Linked DNA regions of Mus musculus: regions 1, 2, 4 and 5 are each linked to region 3. A link is a contact called in ENCODE Hi-C data. All regions are on one chromosome and are shown on one strand. The core of a region is the stretch at or near the end of the contact, and the rest is flanking DNA. Distances in the headings are between cores, read along the strand shown. Region 1 overlaps Tyw5 (tRNA-yW synthesizing protein 5). Region 2 has its middle 18 kb from the start of Gm26206. Region 3 has its middle 65 kb from the start of Cr2. Region 4 has its middle 7.6 kb from the start of Asb1. Region 5 holds the start of 1700066B17Rik (RIKEN cDNA 1700066B17 gene).

Region 1 (2,700 bases), core at 162-2,661, about 140 Mb before region 3:
TCAAGAAAGGCCAGCATCAAATAAGGCTTCTTTTGGATAAATCCCAGAACTCATGATCTATCACACTATCAAATCTATTTATTCTTAGTCCTGATAAGTCCTTATTCAAATCCCCCTGTAAATTTTCTTAAATATCTAACCTTAACCATTCTGCTCTCTTAATACACTTTCCTGTACCTCAAGGAAGAGCAGCCCACTCTTATGTGTAATTTTATTGCATGAGGTAACAACAGACTCACTGATGGACAGGGTTGAAGACAACATTTCAAAGCATTAAGGCTAAGAGAATTCTGAAAAGCTGCTTCATGTAAGACAGTGCCTGTGGATTCCAGCCAGACTCCTCCACTGCATACAAATGAAGACACACAAGGCCCCAGCTGCTACTGGCAATCATCCCATGACCACGAGGGTAGCTAGACCTAGGATAATGCCAATCCTGTGGTTGAAAGACAGTAGGGTGGGGGTGGGGTGAACAAGGTTTTGGTGGTATCACTAAATCCTTGGAAAAAAAACAAAGACGGCCACTCCACCAATAGACTTTATGTAGTGTGATTCAATAGATTTTTTATTAACTCCAAATTTTATTTACATCTTAAAGCTAAAGAATGGTCCCGTTAAGCATTTTCAATCTATACCAGTAGATATCAGATATACATCTCCTTTTATACTATAAATCTCAGACTTATCTTTCCTATTTTAAAAAACATCTTTAAATTTTTTATCTTGTTATAGTTTTCAAATACTTGAGCTGCTTTTTATTTATTTTTAAAATTGTATTACATTTAGTTCATTTTTTACTCAAAGTTCTTGCTGTAGGCTTTGTCTTGAATACGTAAGACCATTTGGCGTGCATAGAAGTCCCTGTATTCCTCTGGTAATTCAGCCAGTGTTTTCAAAGCTCTGTCCAAGATCTGCACAGCTCTGGATGCCGCTACAGGATCTTTGTTGCCATAGGTATCTGTTGTGTCATAGCATTCCGATGGAAGGTGCTTCCAGAAGATATTCACCCCCACTCCAAACTCTTCAGAAACTACATTATGGAACCATAAAGCTGCAGAAAGTTGTTTTTAAAAAAAGTTAAAAATAAAACCTACAGTTTAAAAAAAACAAATGTCAGTGAAATATCACAAGTTGCATAAAGGCAGTCTGTAGCAAGCTCCCGTCGCTTGCATGCTCCCTGCTTTCCAGTCACTCACTTATCTGCCAGCTAGCTCAGTGTCAGGAGCACAGCCCTTGTTCTCATTGCCTGAGGAATTGTCATCTTTCCATCTAGCTTGTATTGGCTTTGAGATTCTCAGATTCAGGACAGTCTTTTGTGTTACATGTTTACACTTCCTAATTTACACAACCACATCAGAACATGGAGCACTGTGTACACAGAACATTTTAATTATTTAAAGACTATGCCTGGTCCGTTGTGACTCAATACTGTCATCGGTCTCAAGCACTTCCTGTTCCAGTGGCAATCTGGTTCTAACTTGGGCAGCATGCACTGTTGCTTTAGCTTTTATATTTCTAAGGTACATAGACCCATCCTCTATTTTTTTAGCTACAGCTAATTCTTTGTAGTATAGTGGTGATAAAGAGGAAACTTGACCACATTACTGAGCTATTTTTTCCTTTTCACTAGAAAGTTTACTGTTTGCAACTAACATTTTCAAAATGGAAGTGCTAGAAGAATATTAAAGAACACCTCAGTGTAACAGATGGAATGATAATCATGCCAAGAAATGTTTTAGTCTTGTGAAAGGAGGGTTTAAGCCATAGAGACATACATTCTAAGAGTGCTCATGGAAAAACAATACTTTTTTATTTATAAAAGTAATCTTACAACAGTTTAGATTTTAATTATAAGGTCTTTCGGAATCTTCTTTCACTTGTTAATATACCAGAACAAGCTAACATTCTGATAATTAAGTCTAAAGATGGGAATCTTGGTTTTATATTAAAATACATGCAAATATAACCTACAAAATCTAAACAGAATAAGAGAAAACTACATAGCTAAAATAATGTTCTAAAACTATGAAAACCAAAACTTTAATTTACAAAATGGCAATAGACTTAAGATAACAGCGTTGTTGCTGAAAGGAGAACAGTAGTCAGTCAGCGCACCACGGTCATGAGCCAGCTGTAGGAAGAGTGCTGCTCTATGGGGAATATAGAACTTAGCAAGAACATGGCTCCTTATGCTCAAGGAATTTACAGTCTAACTGAGTATGTCACCTGATCTTTACTGTTTATGGGTGTTTCAAAAGTTAATTCTACCACTGAATAAAGGTATCAATAGTTTAGGACTACAAATGTATTGATACAGCAAATAGAATTACACAAGTGAAAATGGCCAGAAAACTCCATTACTTTTGGTCTTTATAATCCAAGTATTCAGTTAAGTCATAAGTATTAATTACAAATATTAACCATATTATCATAGTTACTAACAACATGGAAATTTTATGAGCATCTAAACTAATATGTATTTATTGAATACAGACACTATTGAATACAGACACTATTTTTCAGATGTTGATATTATAATATTTAATAAGATTCATAATCTTTTAGAAATGGTAAATTCCTTTTAGAAATGGTAAAGTCTATATACTTTAGAAATAAAATAATTTTTAAAAAAACAACTGGGTACAATCTTTTCTCAGATATGATGATATTCATGTTTTTAGTAAAGTAACTCACAATACT
Region 2 (2,700 bases), core at 151-2,650, about 190 Mb before region 3:
TAGGAAAAGGGGTTTGTAGGGCTTATGTTCTCATGCTAATTATGTTGCCCCAAAACCTGTTTAAGTTGTCTCCCACTTAGGCTAAAGGAAGCCTGTCCCCAGTTGACTCTGATTGGGAAATAAAGTTGCCAGCAGCCAATAGTTGGGCAGAGAGACAGAGGTGGGACATTTAGTAATCCCAGGTAAGAAATGAAGAAGAAAAGAAAGGGTCTGCATCGAGAGGGCCATAGGACGAGCCTGAGGGAGAGACAGCTGAAATGTACATACATGCAGGGGGGAAAGCAGCCCCATCGGGAGTGCTGCTCAGAAAGAACAAGGGCAGTAAGATAAAAATACAGATTTAGTAAGTGTTGACTCAGGACGGCTGGAGGGGAGTGTGTGCTAGCCATGGAGAAGTTTGGAAGTGCCTGATCATTGACCTAGTTAAGACATACTAAAATATAAATGTTGTATGTGAGTGTCTTTCATTCATGAGTCCAGAGCTCTTGGGCATGTGCAGAGCTGCATGAGCACTTGCCAAGAAAATAGAGCTTACCTTTAAATGTTTACCACTACCTGGGTTACTTAAGGAGCAGATGAATTGGAAAGCCCAACCCTGAATGGATGACAAGTCACATTTGCTATATCCCTGAAGGACTCTGGGATCACCTTGCAGACAGCTTTATTTAAGAATTCTCCCCTCTTCAGCCATTGATTGTTGCTTTTATAGACACGAGGGGAGGACATTGACCCACTTCCTTTTCTCAGTCGAATTTCTTTTATCTGCCACAGGATGCATCACAATTTGTAGAGTCTGTAACAGTAGACTTTTTGGTTTTGAAACGAGTGTGGGAGACTTCTATCCTTTCTAATCATTCTCTATGAAATTTTTCACTGAAGATCTACACTGAAGAAGAGGGAAATATATGGACCTGAAGATTCTGTCATTTTCTATTTCACCTAAAACTTACATGGAAAACTAGCAAGGATTAAAGCATTACAATGGAACTTTATAATATCTGCTGCTTTGCCTGCCTTTTTGCATCCCTCCTGCCATCTCTGTACACTCACCCACTTCCTTCTGTTGTCTAGAAACAGGATTTTGCTCAGAAGTCCTGGTTGGGCTGGAGCTCACAGTGTCCCAGCCTAGCCTTGAACTTTCACTGACTCTGCACTTTCTTTGTCTACAGAGTTGGGACTACAGATGGGATTTATCATGCTCAGCTGAGAATATGTTTTGTTTATGCAAAGAGTAAGCACTGTTCATATAGTCATAGGTACTCTTTATGTCTCTTCTTTGCCTTTTCCTTTTTTTCCCCATTGATAAAATATCTTTTCCCATCTGGAGAGAGCTTAATCTTGGCTTTATATCCTTTAGCAGCAGTAACACTTTTGGAAGCGAAGGGAGGAGAATGAGATGTCCCTGGAGAAATTGTTTTCTTAGCCAGTGGCTGCCAGTTTTAGAGAAAACTATGTTTGTCTCCACAGTGACGGAGCAGGAGTGTGCAAGAAAACCCTCTGAGGGTTTGCTTGGATAACAAACATTATGCATCATGGGTCCCAAGTGCATACTTACTTAATGCCAAAAATTTGAAAAATATTTCCAGACAAGTAAGAAGAGGCAGATAGCTTATAAATTAAAATGAATGAATATTAACTGTGGGTGAAATTCAGAGCCTGGGTTTATTTTCCAAGGGCTATATTTGAATAAAAATATCTCTGCTATCTCATGTTTAGTACTAGTGATATGTATCTGTGTTAATTACTTTCCATTTATGTGAAAGACAGTTTGAAATGTGCTAAAATGTGAAACAAATGCATGCAGATTTCCTTCATTTGGGCCAAAATTTTATGTCCTATTTTCCAAAAATATATTTCTTCCAGGAAGAAGCCAAGCTATGTGGCCAGATATGATAAGAGTCTGAATTGCACGCAGCTATTTATAAAGTACTCTGTGTCTGCCATCTGCTCTCCACATTCATCTCTTCTGTGTCCCTCTTTCCTAAGATGCTAGCTGTGACTCGGGAGTGAATGTCACATCTTCCTCCCTGTTTTTATTCTTGTTTCAGCTTAGATCCCTTTCGAGTATCTGAGATCACTTGAGGATTGTCTAATGAAGTTGCAGGCACCCACTTCCTAAGTTTATATTTGCTCTTTAGGTTTTAATTTTTGTTCTTCCATTGGATCAGCAACATATATCTGAAAATATTTTTCTTGCTTCCACTCTGGCCTGAAGGACAACACTCCTGAAGGCTACCAGAGGCCTCTCCAGGAGCTAGGACACCACCAGGACACCTTTTCCATACAACTTACCAGTGCAGGCTTATTGCCTAGTGCTGGGCTTGTCTCTGTTCCCTACAGCAGTTTATTCAACTAAATCTAAATCTAGTGCTAAGGTATTGAATTTTAGAACAACATGATTTTTGTTGTTGTTGTTATTACAAAAAGCAATTGCCTTATTCTATTTGGATGTGTAAAGTAAGATTAATGGCAAATGGTTTTCATAACGGTACATAAAAATAGAATTAGTTAATAGATTTTTACCAATGTTTGTGATGAATTCAGGACATGGAAAAGGGAAGCAAAAGAACTAATAAAAGACTTACAAAAAGACAAAATCAATAACAGTCCTTCTTTTCTAAATATTGGGTTTTATTAGCACCATGATAACTGTATATTAATTTGCACTGACTGTCATAACAAAATACCAGAGAAATGGAC
Region 3 (2,700 bases), core at 44-2,543:
CAACAGGTAAGTAAATGAGCTTCCACTCTCCTCTGTTTTCTGTCAGGTCTGGCTGCTATCCAGTCTCCTGCCATTGCTGACCACCATTACTGTGGTCTCTCCCACCTGCTGCCTTTCTTCTGACCTTTCTCAGAGGGTTAGTGTGTCTTGTTTCTAATATGGTGTGCCTCACTGCCATATGACTGGGTCCCCTGCAGCCCTGCCTACCTGCAAGCACTGCCACACCAACCAGTGTGGTTGTGAGCTTTTGTCCTTCGGCTGCATGTGTAGTTTCTGTCCTCCAAAAGCTCGATTTTGGACAGTTGTGTTATTGTTTGACAGGTGTACCGCCCCAGTCAAACTCCCCACCTGGCACTGTCCCCGGAGTTTGAGGCCCGTGAGGCCGGCGTACCCCACCCCAACCCCTCGCGGGGAACGGGGTGGGGGGCACCGGGGGCCTCCCACTTATTCTCCAGGTATAATATGGACTATTACAATGATCAAAACAATAACAGGTATGGGGAGGAAATTCACAAGCCACATGGTATACCCGGGAGTCATGTCTGGTACAGAGCCCTTCCTAACCCCCCAAAAAATCCGCATAATCATGAGAACGGGCCTCAAAGAAAAAGTCAGTTGACATTATAGCCATGATTAGATGTAGTCAGACAGGGCCATGCTAGAATGCCCTGGCCACAGCATTATCTCAGCCTCAAAAATCTTGAGCCCTGGGCCCAGGGACCAAGGAGCTCCTGGAGAAATTTTAAAAGAATTAAAAGACACTGAAGCTCCAGGGAGACCGGGCTGGGCCCCAGTGGCTTGGAAGCCTGAGCAACATCATCCTCTTTGCCTCAGAAATCCAGAGCCCTGCCTCCAGGGACAGAATAGGAGGAGACAGGGAAAACATGAAGTTCCAGGGCAGGATTTAAGCCTTCTAGTTGACCTGATCAAGTGCCGCCAGCCTGTAATTTGTCTCAGTAGAGAGCACAGCAACTAACATTCTCCACATAGATCTCCCAGTATTCACTCTGATAGTGAATATACCCAAACATGACACCACCTCCGGGACAAAGGAAGCACATGCTGGCTTGCTGGGACCCCTTAAGTCTGGCCAGCTCTAGGTAGGGACTTCCTGTCCTCATAGACTGGGGAAAAGAAGTGTTGGAGAAACGTGTCACCACTAGGTGTCGCCCGACAACGGTCTCGATCAACCAAACAAACCAATACAGATCGCTCACGCGCCGCCCCGCCACATTCACTCACTCACTCCGTCTCTCCGGAGGGTCCTCCGGAGCTCAGGATGGGACACTCACGCACGCACGACGGAGCAGCGTACCCACCCACCACTTCTCCCGAGTGGCACAAACGGTCCCCATCGTCCCGCCCGAACTAAGTGAACGCGGGCTAGACTCGGGCACCCAAAAAAACGAAAGTATGACAGGGAGCGGTGAAAACAGGCGAAATTGTTCTCTAAGTCAAAGTACGTGGCTGGTCAATCGGTCAGCACAATTAGGGGAGCATAGAACCAAAACAGGGAGTGCAGGGAGGGAGGCGGAGATGCCTGTTCCACCTTACTTAGGTCTCCTTTTCAGAAACACCTGGGGTTTCTTGTTACTTTCTGGGCATTACTGCCTGGCCCCCTTTTGGAAGATTAAATGCTGTGTTAGAGCAAATTAAAAGAGCAATGGAATGGTTAAAATTCCCATTTGTATTTTATTTTCAGAAATAAGTTTTTTATAGTGATTTGCTTTAAATGCTTTTACTTTGGTAAGAAAATAATTATTTTATTTTTTTAGAGGATAATCTGATATTTCTTATTCCAGCTGTAGATTGCTGTGATTACAAGCAGGAGCCAGCAAACCCACATTTATACAGGATTGAAAGGGTGGAGCCTTTTGAGACACCCTAGGCCAGTTCTTCCCATGCCTCTCATAAGCCATATCGCATGCATCTCATGCACTGTTTTCCCCTATTCTTGGTGTGTGTGTGTGTGTGTGTGTGTGTGTATGTGTGTGTGTGTGTGTGTGTACATGTGTGCACCTTTGTTTCTGCCCCTCCTTGTAAGATTTTGTGTTTGAAAGTTTCTAATTTCTGTTCTGTCACTTTGTTGCACATGGACCTTACAAGATGTGACCTACATTTCCAGGTAGTTTTCCATTTATCATCCTCTAGAAGACCAGAACATAATTAAACCCAGATGACATGTGCAAAACTGTGAGGAGGCACCAAAACCAGCCAGTGCCTCATAAAATCCTCAGCCATGGTTTTCTTCTGCTTTGGTCTATTTTTTAAATGCCAAATGAATTGATCATTTTTATTTTTATTGTTATTTTAAATCAAAATGCATAAAAAAGGTAAATAAATTAATTGTCCTCGAATTACTTCTGAATGCCATGCGGACATGATTAGTTTGTTAGTCAGAAAAAAAAATAGATAAAAATAAATATGGACATAAATATAATTAATTGTCCTAAAACACCAAGAGCCTGTCTAGGTAAACAAAGTTTCAAATGTCTGTTGTTTCAGACTAAGCCAATCTACACAGCAGCCTCCAAGACAGCCAGAAATACATGGAGACACTCTGATTCGAAAAAGTTAAACAAGTGAGTTAGTAAATATATAGATAGATAAATCAATACATAAATAAATAGATAGAAGCCAATCATTATGGGCGATTAATATAATTGCAGTAGAAGCAGAGAGTTTTGTGTGCATTAGAGT
Region 4 (2,700 bases), core at 137-2,636, about 100 Mb before region 3:
GTTCCATACCCTGCCTTACCTGTTAAGACAGAGTCTCACAGAACCTGGAACTCATCGTTTTTCCAGCTAGACTGGCTGGCCAGAAAGAGCCTGTCTGTGATCCTCCTGTCTTTGCCCCTTCCCATCCCTCAGCACTGAGGTCGGAGTTCTGGGTGGCTGTGCCTGGAGACCCAAACTCAGCTCTTCATGCCTGTTCAACAGGCACTCTACCCACTGAGCCATCTCCTCAGCCCTCGAAAGTAGGTGTGTAATGTGACTGAGGAACCTGGAGGCAACTTCATTTTGTTTTAAGGATCCCCTCTGTGTGCTCAGGCTCAGCATCTGTCATTCTGGATTGAGTGCTTTGGATAGTAGGCCCATCCCGAAACCTGGAGAACCAAAGATACAAGAGGTTAGAAAGAATGGTTCATAGCCATTGCGGTGTTGGTGTTGGTTATATAAAAGAAGAAAAGTGGTTTGCAAAGAAGGCATGTTAATATAACAATACTAATGTTAATATGATATAATGTTAATGTAACATTGACTTGTGATGCTTTGATTCCACGTAAAACTAAGAAAGTGGGACTCCATCTCAAACCCGTCCTCTGTCGCCTACTAACAGGAGAGGTCTCGGTTGGGAAGAGGACAGTGCCCAGCATGCAGCAGTAAAAGCATTGCCCCTTCACTCCCCTAAGAACAAATCAGAATTACTGGGTGCAGAACCAAGTCAAGATCTCAGAGGGCAAAGGGCGGAACAGCCCCAGACCACCACACCACCCGCTCTGGACTGTCAGCAGGCTGCTCTGGGCTTTGTGCCCTCAAGCTGGGATTTAAACTAAACAGATTTCCTATAGGAAACACACACACACAATCACACTCTGCTAAAGCTGCTTTTATGGACATTTCCCCTCAGAAATATTTCTCTCTGGAAAAATAAATTCACAGGATGTAATTAAAGCCATTATGTGTGTATGTTGGCTGAGCCTGTTCCTAAGTGCTTCACCAAACGGGCCACCGAATCAAGGAGTGAAGGCAGGCTTTGTTCCTGTCTATCAACAATGATATTTATTAATTGCAGCACAGGGTGTTCTGAGTCTTTATGGTTTCAGAAATAGCCTTCTGCTGGTTCCCTACCCAAGGAACCCATTGCCTCTGACCCCAGTGTGGCCTCTGCAGGAGCCTTGGATGCCATAGCAGCCCACAGCCCACCGTTGGGCTTGTGTCCTTTGGCTTGGGGCCTATGAAGAAATAAATTCTAAGCATGAGAATAATTAACTTCTGAAAGAAAAAGTCCCCCCAAACAGTGCTTTTGAGTATCACAGCTAAGAGCAGTGTCGTGCTGCGACTTCTTTGTCTTCTCCTGTCTTCCAAGTCCTTTAGGAGAGCTGTTCTTGTACCTCTTTGTCCAGTAGGGGATCCAACTGGATTTGGCCCAGAAGAGGAATCAGAGTGTTGCTTTCTGGGACAATGTGGGTGTGGCTGAAGCGTGAGGAGCTGGGCCTGCCAGTGAGGCCACAGAGCAGACTGTCACAGCTTTTGAGCTTCATGGGAGCTTGTGACAGAGCAAAAGCACTCACTGCATGACCAGAAAGTAAAAGAAGGAGAAGGGCTGGGTCCCACAGTCGCACGGTCTGATGGCACACTCACAGTCACCCTATTTTCTGCCATTAGGCTCCACCTCCTGAGGGTCCCACCAACTTGCAATAGCACCACAGACTGGAATCCAGGTCTTTAATATCTATGTCTTTGGGGAATATACTAGGGATCTACCCTGCTTCAGGTGACTCCGGTCTGAGGATCAACAGTGACATTCGCAAAGACCCTTCGCATAGTTGGCTTGCACTCATGGGGGCCAGTTCTCCTCGAGGCCCCTCTCCAACATTCTACTCTGATCCGCAGTTCCACTTTGATGGTCCCTGCTTTTCTGGATCTTGTTGGCTCTGGCTGTTTAGTGGCATTGACCCACTTGTTCCCATAAGCCCAGGCAGGTTCTCATGAGAAACACACACTCATCCCAGCAGGGGGAGAATGGGTGTCTGCAGGAGATAGCTTCTGGGGCATCTGTGAGAAGGGGTGAGGTGAGGAGATAAATGCCTCAGGCCACGTGGGTGGAGCAGGGCTGGGAGCCCACTGTCCTGCTGGTCAGATAGGACAGCTGGGGAACTGGAGAAACAGTTCCTGGGAGAGAGTGAGGAGGCAATGAAGTCATGTCTGTGTGTGTGTATAAGGAGGGGCAGCAGGGATAGGGGTAGCTAGGCTTCCCTAATGAAGGGCCTCTGATGTCTGGCTAAGGGGCAGAGTCTGGCTTTAAGGGGTCATTACCATCAATACTAGGTTTGTGAGCCCAACTGACAGAAACCAAATCTTGTGGGAGAGAAATGTCACCTGGCAGTGAGGAAGCACCGTGGGGGGAAGAGTCCAGGCTTCCGAGGAGCTAAGTCCCAGCTTACCCTTGTGAAACTGCAGTTCTGTGTTCTGGAGCCCCTTGGTCGCGGTCGCCGTTAAGCTTCCTGAGCTGGCATTGGCTCCACCTCGGATCCTCTGCTGCCTGAGAGTTCCGGTGCCAGCCCTCTTCCACTCCAGGCTGAGACTGCTTCAGCTCTAAGTCTCTCTCAGTACCAGCGCACAGAAAGCACCATGCCTAGGCGGGTTCCATCTCTGCCCAAGGAGCGCCCTCAGACTCCACTCAGGTGAGGCCAGGATTCTTCACCACAGAAAAGA
Region 5 (2,700 bases), core at 140-2,639, about 160 Mb before region 3:
CCATAACCCTTCTACATTTTTCCATCTGTAAAGCTGCTCTCGGTTCACATTACTGGGCTCTATGGTGTGTGAATATAAGCTGAGGCTATAGTGGGAATATATATGTGTAACACAAACCGTTAGCCATTTGATATTTTAGGGATTTCTGGAATGTTATTTGAAAGATGGACTGAACTATCTCTTTGAAAGTTTCAAAACCACTAAGCGGGGGAGGCAATGTCCTAGAGTCCAGCCTGCCAGTAATTCTGCAACCAATGCCTAAGAAAACAAAGGGTCTGCCTGGGGACTGAACCCAGAGAGGCCCAACCAGGAAAAACCACTGGAGCATTTTGCTGGAGAGCGAGGTGAACAAGAATATGCTCTGGGTCTCCTCTGGATGCCCAGATCCCTGACCTCAAAGGTTTGTGTGTTTGCCTCGGTGCTGACTTCAACATGGTCTGGCCCCTGTTCAGCAGCTAGGGAAGCCCTTGAGTAATACATGCTGGTGCTCAAACATTGGGAGCCAGGCATAGACCTAGAACCTCCTAAACTCAGTAACAGTAGAGATCAGAGCAAGCCAGGGGAGGCTAAAGGAAAGGAGCAGTCCAGGGCTGGGAGACTCTGTTCAGAATGGGGATGCCACACAGCACCTCTTCCTTCTCCTACCCCCACCCCACCCCCAGCCCTATCCTCAGACCTGCCTTCGTCCTGTGACTTTTTCAACAAAGGTAGATTAGACACCAGGGTCTTTTCTGGTCCCTCCTCCTCTTTCCCCCCATTCCTTCTTCTCCTCCCCCTCCCTTTCTCCTCTTTCTCCTCCCCCTTCCTCCCTTCCTCCTAGTCTTTGGCTTCCCCTGGACTTTCCCCGACTCTTTAAAAACGTTCTCTCTCTGACAGTCGACAGGGAAAGGAAAGATATTTTCTTCATTGGTGTAAGGCACCCATGCTCCCACAAACAACAACCCGGCGCTCCTGTAAATAACAATAATGAAACTTACTGGGTCATGAAATAAAGGAAGGGGGGATGAGGTTAGAAGGTGGACTAGTTGAGAAGGGGAACGGGATTAATGGAGGGTGGGAGGGACAAGATGTTGAGGGGATAAAAGTGATCAAAATGCACAATGAAAACAATTATTATGTGCAATTAAGATATAATAGTAAAACCACTTTTTAAAAGCTCTCTCTCAGTTCTGCCCCTGTAACTACTGTCCTATCTGTCCCTAGCCTTCACATGAAACGTCTTGCCATCAAGACGTGACTGTGGCATTGCGTCCCTCCCTAAGCCAGTGTGCCTGGACTTCCCCTGCTGGAACAGTGGCGTCATCTCAAAGGTCACAGCGACTTCCTGATTTTAAGTCCAGGAAGCTTTCTGGGAGCTGATGCTCTCACCGGCCTCTGTGTAATGATGTCTACAGACCACCGCTCCTCAGGTTGGAGATGCCCTTTGATATTGTGACTTCACTTCCTGTTTTCCCCTCCCCCACCCTCACCATACCTATCTCCAAAAGCTTTTTCTATCTTCCTATGCCTCTAAAGCAGTAGATCTCAACCTGTTGGCTGAGTGGCCCCTCTGGAGCCAAACAGCCCTTACATAGGGATAGCATATCAGATATCCTGCATATCAAATATTTACATTATGATTGGTAACAGTAGCAGGTTTACAGTTATGAAGTAGCAACAAAAATAATGTTATGGTTGGGGGGGGGGGTCTCCCCAACATGAGGAACTGCATGAAAGTATCACAGCATTAGGAAGGTTGCAGCTCTAAAGCAAGATGGCGGTGCTAGTTTATAGCACACTATCACAGGGTGCTGAAGACAATTGTAAAACAATTGGCTTTCTGCCCACTCTGAAAGCTAGACGTCCAAGATGGCATCAGTGTTGGTATATCAGTCTATTTTCCACTGCTACAAAAAAAAAAAAAAAAAAACCACAAAACTGCCTGGTGTTGGGTTCTTTGTAAAGAAAGAGGTTTTATTTAACTCATACATCTTCAAGTCCAAGAGCACAGCCCTGATTGTCACTCAGCTCTGGTGAGGGCCTCCCTGCAGGAACATGTGCTGAAATCGGATAGCAAGATCCGAAATCAGAGAAATTCAGGCTCTATAGCTTGATCTCCAAGGACCTGACCAGAGTGTCACAACTCTATCAATCCCTGCCTAGTGCAGCATCCACAAAAACTTAACCACCTCCCGATAGGCCCCACCTCTTAAAGGTTCAACCACCTTACACTGCCACACTGGGAACCAAATTTCCCACACATGACCCTTTGAGGAGGACACTCAAGTCATCTCTGAACTATAGCAGCTGGTTTCTTCTGTAGGCTGTCTTATTGATTTATAGATGGTGGGCCTTCTCCTGTGGCCTTGTATTCTACCTCCGTTTATATATGTATCTAATTTCCTTCTCTTATAAGGACACTAATCATATTAGATTAGTTCTCCCTAATGACTTTGTCTTAATCATCTCTGTAAACTCATTTTCTCTAAATGAACTCCATTCTGGGACACGGGAGATGGGCATCGCCGCAACACATGGATTTTGGAGGTGGAAGAAAAAGGCATAATGTCATCCCTAGCCATGGTCAATCTCATTCAAATCCTTGGTCCTTTTAAATATTGCTTTCTTATACCCATCTAAAAGCTGGGTGTATAGTTATCAAGCAAAATGGTTTTTTTTTTAATTGCAAAAAGTAATATATCTCATGAAAACATCAAAGGT

The links. A loop is a pair of places that touch in the nucleus more often than their neighbours do.
Region 1: a map of T-helper 2 cell shows a loop between it and region 3 (743-fold over the local background). The contact joins two enhancer-like sites. A Hi-C loop is called at or near these places in 5 of 37 maps with a recorded cell type or tissue (T-helper 1 cell, T-helper 17 cell, T-helper 2 cell and 1 more).
Region 2: a map of T-helper 17 cell shows a loop between it and region 3 (1328-fold over the local background). The contact joins two enhancer-like sites. A Hi-C loop is called at or near these places in 5 of 37 maps with a recorded cell type or tissue (T-helper 1 cell, T-helper 17 cell, T-helper 2 cell and 1 more).
Region 4: a loop to region 3 is called in a map of T-helper 17 cell, with 554 times the contacts of the local background. The contact joins two enhancer-like sites. A Hi-C loop is called at or near these places in 2 of 37 maps with a recorded cell type or tissue (T-helper 17 cell and regulatory T cell).
Region 5: a loop to region 3 is called in a map of T-helper 2 cell, with 4386 times the contacts of the local background. The contact joins the promoter of 1700066B17Rik here to the enhancer-like site in region 3. A Hi-C loop is called at or near these places in 5 of 37 maps with a recorded cell type or tissue (T-helper 1 cell, T-helper 17 cell, T-helper 2 cell and 1 more).

Annotation. Positions count from the first base shown.
Region 1 is chr1:57,387,702-57,390,401 of GRCm38, forward strand. It overlaps Tyw5 (tRNA-yW synthesizing protein 5), which reads right to left. Exons shown (of 8, transcript NM_001037742.2): 8 at 543-1,051. The coding sequence ends at 795. Among named protein-coding and RNA genes, the nearest start is that of 1700066M21Rik, 11 kb to the left of the region's middle. Within about 2 kb of position 1,412, at least 1 of the 3 ENCODE cell types and tissues checked has a DNase peak (open chromatin) inside an H3K27ac peak, as active enhancers do.
Region 2 is chr1:3,118,574-3,121,273 of GRCm38, forward strand. No RefSeq gene overlaps it. Among named protein-coding and RNA genes, the nearest start is that of Gm26206, 18 kb to the left of the region's middle. Within about 2 kb of position 1,401, at least 1 of the 3 ENCODE cell types and tissues checked has a DNase peak (open chromatin) inside an H3K27ac peak, as active enhancers do.
Region 3 is chr1:195,240,423-195,243,122 of GRCm38, forward strand. No RefSeq gene overlaps it. Among named protein-coding and RNA genes, the nearest start is that of Cr2, 65 kb to the left of the region's middle. Within about 2 kb of position 1,294, at least 1 of the 3 ENCODE cell types and tissues checked has a DNase peak (open chromatin) inside an H3K27ac peak, as active enhancers do.
Region 4 is chr1:91,531,630-91,534,329 of GRCm38, forward strand. No RefSeq gene overlaps it. Among named protein-coding and RNA genes, the nearest start is that of Asb1, 7.6 kb to the right of the region's middle. Within about 2 kb of position 1,387, at least 1 of the 3 ENCODE cell types and tissues checked has a DNase peak (open chromatin) inside an H3K27ac peak, as active enhancers do.
Region 5 is chr1:39,845,941-39,848,640 of GRCm38, forward strand. 1700066B17Rik (RIKEN cDNA 1700066B17 gene) reads right to left here and starts at 1,390. Exons shown (of 5, transcript NR_040465.1): 1 at 1,369-1,390.